Linked DNA regions of Mus musculus: regions 2 and 3 are each linked to region 1. The links are chromatin loops, found by intact Hi-C in ENCODE. Cell type or tissue: heart. All regions are shown on one strand.

What was found. Peaks named below come from ENCODE experiments on the same cell type or tissue, not always from the same donor. Only the 100,000 strongest peaks of a DNase experiment are listed, where the experiment ranks them.
Region 2: a loop joins it to region 1, with 2.3 times the contacts of the local background. A loop is called at or near these places in 2 of 42 quality-filtered maps.
Region 3: it touches region 1 in a loop (4-fold over the local background); 5 of 42 quality-filtered maps call a loop at or near these places.

Annotation. Positions count from the first base shown.
Region 1 is chr3:149,329,630-149,332,129 of GRCm38, reverse strand. All of the region lies in intron 1 of Gm30382 (a long non-coding RNA gene), which reads left to right. Among named protein-coding and RNA genes, the nearest start is that of Gm5149, 1.4 kb to the left of the region's middle. In heart, no CTCF peak of the experiment used is centred here; a DNase peak (open chromatin) is centred at 1,249.
Region 2 is chr3:149,219,056-149,221,555 of GRCm38, reverse strand. The region is part of intron 2 of Gm30382 (a long non-coding RNA gene); the gene reads left to right. Among named protein-coding and RNA genes, the nearest start is that of Gm52619, 44 kb to the right of the region's middle. In heart, no CTCF peak of the experiment used is centred here; DNase peaks (open chromatin) are centred at 1,225, 1,625 and 1,915; H3K27ac peaks cover 962 bases.
Region 3 is chr3:149,261,711-149,264,210 of GRCm38, reverse strand. All of the region lies in intron 2 of Gm30382 (a long non-coding RNA gene), which reads left to right. Among named protein-coding and RNA genes, the nearest start is that of Gm1653, 12 kb to the left of the region's middle. In heart, no CTCF peak of the experiment used is centred here; no DNase peak of the experiment used is centred here; H3K27ac peaks cover 116 bases.

The sequences.
Region 1 (2,500 bases):
TGAATGTAAAAACAGAGAGAGCCAGGCAGGAAATAGGATTTCATTGGGTGATTTTTAATTTGGGCATTCAAGTAGAGACCAGGAAGAACAAGAGGTGTTTATTTATTATTTATCTCCCTATATATGTTTGCAAACCAACAATTCTTGTCTGCTTTTCCTGGGAGGGTAAGCAAATGTGGACGGCTGGGTTACTTCTTTGGGCTTCAATGCTAATAAGGCACGCTTCCCACAGAATCTGACAGAAAGGATAAATACCTTGCCCCGCTGATGGTTAATTGGTAGTGGCATGTGTCTTTCTTGAGCTCTCACGGAGGCAATGTTCTGATCATCAGGGACACAATTGGAAGTCCCCTTCCCCCATCCCTTGAAACAGAACAAAACGCTGAGAGAGGCCAAGAGGTCCCCAGCGTTGTATTACCCCTCAGCCAGTGCATTCAGTCCTCAGAAGTTATCCCTAATTTCTCTCCACCTCAAGAACACAATTGTCTCACAGCAAATCATTTAGCCTTGTCCACACTTTTCAAAGGGCCCTTGCAGATAGGTTTGCCATAGATTGCACCAAGCCATGGAGATGCTAATCTATTGCCTGCATTTGAAGCCCCTCTGGGAACTAGAGATGGGGACCTGCTGCTGAGGGAACATGACCGTTAGGATTATGGGGACCATGGCTTTTCAGACTGTGAAGTAAACAATAGAGCAATTGTGGGCTTACAGGTCTGGGGGACCATTAGGGCTGCAGCTGAGGAGCAGTGGGTAAAAGCCCCCAGCAACCAGTCTTGAGGCTTACTCCTGGAAGCTGGATGCTGTCAAGGCATCAGAGGATCCACCCAGTGAGGATGCAGGAAACAAAACAGGGTGCTCTGGTTTAAAGGTTGCTTTCTGTAGTTATGTTGAGTTTTTCAAACAGAACATTTAGAAACTCGGCGCGCCCATGTACTCCAAGGGGAATAAATAATCTGGATTTTTGTCATAAGAGAAATGTTACCGTGTGTTCCTAACAAAATTTACATGCTTGTGTCTGTGCATCTGGTTGACTTACACCAGGCCTGAACTCTTCTCCCTTCTCCTCAGTCCACCCCCACCCACCTACTTGCCCAGTCCTATTTTCAATCGGGAGGTCAAGTTGTCTTTGGAATATCATACTTCCTGCTTGGAAACGGCACTGGATTGTATAATAGTCTGGAGGGGAAGTTTCAAGACTATCAGGGGTTTCCTGGGGAGGGTAGACACGCCTCATCCACCACCCATCTTTTCCTCTGTGCCGAGAGCTGTCCCTCTGCCGTGCACAAAAGGTCTTCAGAATGGAAATTGCTAAACTTACAGTAAATACCCTCTGGAACTACGCCCGCTGAGCTCGCAGGGAGCGGCTTGATCTCCTTCCGTGTTAAGGAAGGTCCATCTGGCTGAAGGATGCTCTGGGTGAGGGTATCCAGAGCCAGGCCTTTCCCACCCAAATATGCCGGGTAGACAAAGGATGTGACCTATTTATATGCCAAGAAATTTGATTTTTTGTGTGTGTGACAGTTATTTGCCCTCAATTTAAGAAAATTACTTTGTTCTCCTTCCTCTTTATTTAATCAAATGGCAGTCAATTTCCTACTTCACTTGAATAATTCTCATAATTTTACAACACAATGAAAGGATTATAGATTAGTGCGGGTCAATCTCCTTCATAGTCTCCTAAGATTCCAATCCACTGAAAGGCCATAGACAGCATAATGCCTTTGGGACAAGGACAGTGCAAGGTCCCGTGGTGGAAAAGCACCCTGGCGGGGCACTGATGGTGGAACGGCAGAACTAGGCGGCAACTGCATCGTAGATTCCAGGATGCCTGGGACAGTGACCTCACTGGGAAGGCATCAGGGATAGACTTTAAGGTGGCACATGAGTCTGACACGGTGAGAGTCAGATTCCCCTAAGAGGCACATTTATCAGTTAACCTTTCTTTCCCTTGGTCTTGCTCGTCTGTAAAGAGACCACGGCAGTTGTTCCAACTGTTCTCCAGTGCACACCTAAATGCCCAGAGGCGCAGTGCGTAAGAGAACTCCTCCAGCCTCTCCCTTGGCTAAGGGTGGGCTGGAGTCTGATGGATAGATCACACAGAGCTCATCACCACCGTCCTGGAGGCCTGAGGTGCTGACCCCTCAGAGTGTTCCTTCTCGGGCTGGAGCTTGGTAAAGGTTCAGGTTAAACTGACTCTACAGGAACTGAAGTTCTCAGAAAGAAGCCACACCCATGTTACAGGGTCAACAAGGCTAGAAGATTAAAACCACTGTTGTGGTTGAAAAGATTGGGACTGTTGCACATCCTGACGACACACTTACTAGTCATTCCCTGTCCACTTCTGTGTCTACCTCATATTCCTGTGACTGGCACACGAAGCCTTTAGTATAAAATCACTGGACTACCACAGTCTACCCACAGACACCAGAAAGCTCTAGAACACAGGCTTGCTTGTTTTGCTGTAACTTGTCTACCTAACGTTCGTATCTATGCATTT
Region 2 (2,500 bases), 110 kb after region 1:
GTGCCATTCCCACCAGCTCGAATGCTAAAAGAACGTAACGCCATCTGCAGCTGTTCTCTGATTTCGTCCTTCCTTCTTCTCTACCTGAAATACAATTTTCAGCCAAGTTACCAAGCCCTGCCAATTCTATCCCGCTATTAAACTTCCCTATTAGTTCTTGCCCATCTTCCCCACGAGGAAGGGCATGCACGGGGAGACAGCAGCTAATAATCCTGGGTTGGAGGCCAAGCTCTTTAGTAGGTGGCCTTTGATGCAATTACACTTTCTGTGGGAAGTAATCCGGAGCCAGTGCGTTTTAAAAAGCAAGATCAGAGTTGTCAGAAAGAAGTTTCCTGATGGTTCTGTGTTACCACAGGACTCTTGCTTCTAACTTAGTATCAACTCTTTATCCTTCCCTCTTCCTGTCAGCCGGCCTCCAAAGCTAACAGTCCTTGTTTGACACCGGATGTCATGGCTAGGGTAAATAATAATATGCTAAGATATAGTAATGAGGAATTAGAACCCTGAAACTTGGGTCCTTTTTACCTGACTAGGCCTTCTTCACCACCCTACTGTCTTCTGGTGCAGTGGAAAGGGTATTTCAAATTGTTGATTCAGTCACATGTGGTAATCTAAGCCATGTCTTTATGTAATTTAGTTTCTGTTTCGGTGAGTCAGAAACATTTGTCAGATTCCCATCTCCTTCACCTGGACTTATGTGAAGAAGTAAGGCCTGTCACTCTCAGACAGGGTGGGGCCCTGTAGCCCACACAGGTGTCCTCCAAGGCCATCCTTTCCCCAGGCCCTCCTCCTGGACAGCTCAGAGTGACTCTCCTGAACAGCCAAGGGTATCCTTTCCCCGATGCCTCTTCCTGCATGGCTTAGAGCGACTGCCCTGAACATTCTGGAAGCTGACTTTGGTGACATTGCTTGTGTTTATTCACTGGACCATGACAGTGTTCCACGCATCTTCCCTCTGCCGTCTCCTCCCTCCCTACTTTTGCTGACTCTTAGGTATTCCTTAACACAGGACTAACTACAATTCCCGCCTTCAGCTTTGTCTGCAGTGGCCTGCTTCCTTCCCCTTAGACGACCTTCTGGGCTAAAGTTGACAAAGTGCGTCCTTTCCCAGCAGACTGGGAATTTCTGAGGAGTGACCATACAGACCTCTGCAGAGCTGGGGGCTGGAGAGCCATATGCAGATGTTTCTGCTCTTTAAGAAGTTGGCAGAATTAGACTGTGACTGGGTGATTCCCAGGGGGCCTCCCAGGAAGGGCAAAGTGCTGTTTGCTTCCACAAGCCCTTCTAGAACTTCTCCCTACCCATTTCTCCCTGGACCCCCCTCCACAGGAAGTCACAGAGAGAAGGAAAACAGTGGCTATCCTCTCAGCTGTTAAAGACAACTAAGGGACTAGGAATGTCTCACCTTCTTTCTAATCCACTCTCCTTTCCACTTTAGGATGCTTAGTCTGGCCTGCTTCTCAATAGTTAAGGGAATAAAAGACTTTAGAAAATCCCTTTCTTTCTTACCAGCCAAATTTCCTGACTATTGTCTTGGAAAAAGAGTCACAAAGTGCCAGCCTTTGAGATTCAAAATACTCAGCAAGTTTCGCTTCTTCTTCCCAGATCTACTTCCTCCAGGAGCTGAGGTTTGCGAAGCCGGGATGGAATGGACCGGGTAAAAGTCAGGAGTTTAGGCCACTGCTTCAAACTGCTCAGATCATCTCACAGTAACCATTAATCAGCGAATTCAACTACGGCAGGTCTCTGCCATCTTATTTTACTTTCTTATTTTTTAAAATCACAATCCTATAATGGAAGTATTCAACACGGGAAAGAGAACCTAGGAATGCTTTGAGGAATTGGTAAGGCTTTATCCCAGCCACTCTAGAATATTCTTTGTCAGATTGGCCACAGTCCCGAGCCACGTGCATCCGAGGAAAGCCTTTCAGGGAACAAAACAAAGCTCATTTCCTCCAGTTCCCTGCTCCTCCTTTTCTTCCCTGCTCATTTTAACCCTCTTTGTAGTCAACTGAATTGGCTTCAGGAAACACCGAATGGTTGTGATTGGCATTTTAAAAATGCTGCTCCGCCCCCACCTTCCCTATCACAGAATTCAAATTGAAATTGCACCAAATTCTTTCACCAGTTGGAAATCCGGCTGAGGTGCCTTTTTGCGAGCCAGCTGTAATTGGGAGAGCTTGCTTTGGTAAGTCCTGGAGCAAGCTAAGTAGTGAGTAAGACATCAATTTAATGCTGCTAAGTAGTTTTAAAGCTACTTAGCATGAGGAAATCCTACAGTTGCAGAAGCATCGACTGCTTCGAAGATTTGCTGCTTGTAAGCAGTTTTAAAGTCTTCCTACCTTTAGCTTTTCAGAAAGTACCTGTAGGCTTTTGTACCTTTCGTTTTGAGCTGTAGGGCTTTCTAGTTCTCGGTCTTTGTTTTGCCTAAGATTTAGTAAATATGTGGTACTGGCTTCTTGGAACCTTTTCTCTAAAATCCCCCAAATAATTACAGAAG
Region 3 (2,500 bases), 68 kb after region 1:
CTTTATCTCTGTCTTTCTCTGACTCTCTGACACCTTTATCTCTCTCTCTCTCTCTCTCTCTCTCTCTCTCTCTCTCTCTCTCTCTCTCTCTCTCTGCCATCCCTCCTCCTCCCACTTAGAGGAAGCCTTTCTCCCCCTTCCTCCAACCTCATGTGTGAGATCTGCTGCACACTGTGATTTCTGCAACATTCCTTGACCCCTGATATGCTAATTTCTCTACATAAAAACCCTAACAGTGTTCTCTTCATTTATATTTTCACAATCCAATATTTTCATTATCTTTGAAGACATCCATTACTTTGTGTATACAGTTTGAATTACAAAAAGAAAAAATCTAGAAGAGAAAGGGAAGAAAGGGGTTAACACAAATGAGCTTCGTATGTAAATATCTTTGCAAAATGACCAAAGAAGTGAGGCACACATTGCATTCTACCCACTTTTTAAATAGCACTTTGTAAGTAGTTTTGTGTATATTTTATTCCTGATCTTCAGTTGCATGCAGAAGTCTTCAATCTGCTAATGACAGAGTATTGAGTGACGTAAAACAGGAATGGAAAATGCAATAAAACAAAATACTTAGGCTATTCCTTAAAAAAGAAAGTAAATTCAAAATGAGAGGTATTATACTTGGGCCTAGGCTTACTAGAGTCTAAACGTGTTTCTGGTTGAAAGTGATCACTATGTGGGATTTAAACTTAAGAATCCTTCCTTTCTAATCCGGGGAAAACTGATTTTGAATGAATACAATCATCCTTAAACTTGGATAAGGAACTCACTATTTTGGGTTGGGAAATTAGTTTTAGAAGCACATGTGGCACTCGATATCGTGGACCAGAGACTGTCCCGAGTTCCCGATACAGAGGGCTCTGCTGACGTCAGTCCTAAGTTAGCTTGCATAGATGAATTCCTGATACAGAGGGCTCTGCTGCCGTCAGTCCTAAGTTAGCTTGCATAGATAGATGTACATGAGTTTAAGTTTGGTTCTCTTTCCCAGGCCAGAGTCAGAACAGGAAAGGCATTTACTCTGAGTGGAAAAGTCTAACACAAGTGAAGCCTGCTGATGTCAAACCTACACTGTGTGCTGGTTGGTCCAGTACTAAAGCCATGCATGCTACATACACATTAAACAATGCCTGCAAAATGTATTGAAACTTTATCAAAAAATAGTGTGATCTACAAGAACACAGTCTCATTAATAGGTTATTCAGCTAGAAAAAAAATAATTAAGAGACAGGATCATCTAGCCTCTAGGAAATTTGGAAGAAATTTTCAGAAACAATTAAACACACCAACAGTCCACAGTGACATATCTCCCCAGGAGTAGAGATATAATCAGTCACCATGTCCCACCCAGTCACCAGTGTGTCCCAGCAGGGAAAGAGACTCCCACGGAAATGGTGTTTACTTGCAAGCAGAGGTTGTGGGTAGCAGTAAATATTTCCTTCCGTGCATCCCTGGCTACCTGCCTATCTTTAATTCCAAGCCCTTGAAATTTTAGCTCATGAAATATTAAGGCCTGTTTGTGCTTACCTATTTTTAGGGCTGCTTCTCCAAAGGATTCTGATTGTGTAATACATTAAAGAAAAAAAAAAAAAAAGACAGAGTGGCTATGTGTTTCTTCTCTTTGTTGGGATATGTGGAAGGAAGGGAGTGAGGGTTGTTTTGGGGTGTGAATTTGTCTCTGGTCAGCTGAGACATGTCAGTGAAGTCATTTCTATTTAAGTCTTGGCTTGGTCATTATCAACAAGAAATCAGAACACAAATCACTACTAGCTGCCAGAGAAAATGTCCAGAGAAAGAATCTCATGGAGAAGGGAGGGGAAAGGAGGGGGTCGTACACAGTCAGGGGCTGGGTGATGGCTCAGCCAAGTCAAGTGCTTGCCATGAAAACCCAAGGGCCTGGGTTCTATCCCCGGAATTCACATTGAAAAACCAAGGTTGGTATCAAGAACTCACAATCCTAACGGGAGAGGTAGAGACAGGCAGATAGCTGTGGTTAGTGGCCAGTCAGTATAGCCTACTTATTAAGTAACAGGGTAAGGTTGGAAGCAACCGGAAAATTACTACCAAGGATATCTTATGGTCTTCAGGTCCATATGCGGACATACGCACCTTTACACAGACAAAGAAAATTCTGCTGCCCAGATTCTGTGCTTTACCACTTCCTTCATGAGAAGTCTCTGTTGAAAACATGGAAGCTGTGAAGATAGTCTTAATCTTAGTCTGAGTGTGAGGATGAGAAAAGAGGAAGCAGTTACTGTGAACGGAGAAGGAGAGAGATGCTTCCAGAAGCCATTTGAGCAGTAGCAGTGCCTTTGCCAGATCAGGACCCCAGAGTCAGCCTTCCCAAGCGTGTTTCCTTCATGTTTTGACAGTGTTCGGTAAGCTAATGGCACCTAGTTTTGCCAAGTCTTTTACCTACATGTCAATCTTTTACCTACACATTAAGTTGGTGCTCTCTGGCCAGTAGTGTCAGATTGTTACAGAATTTTCAGTCCCT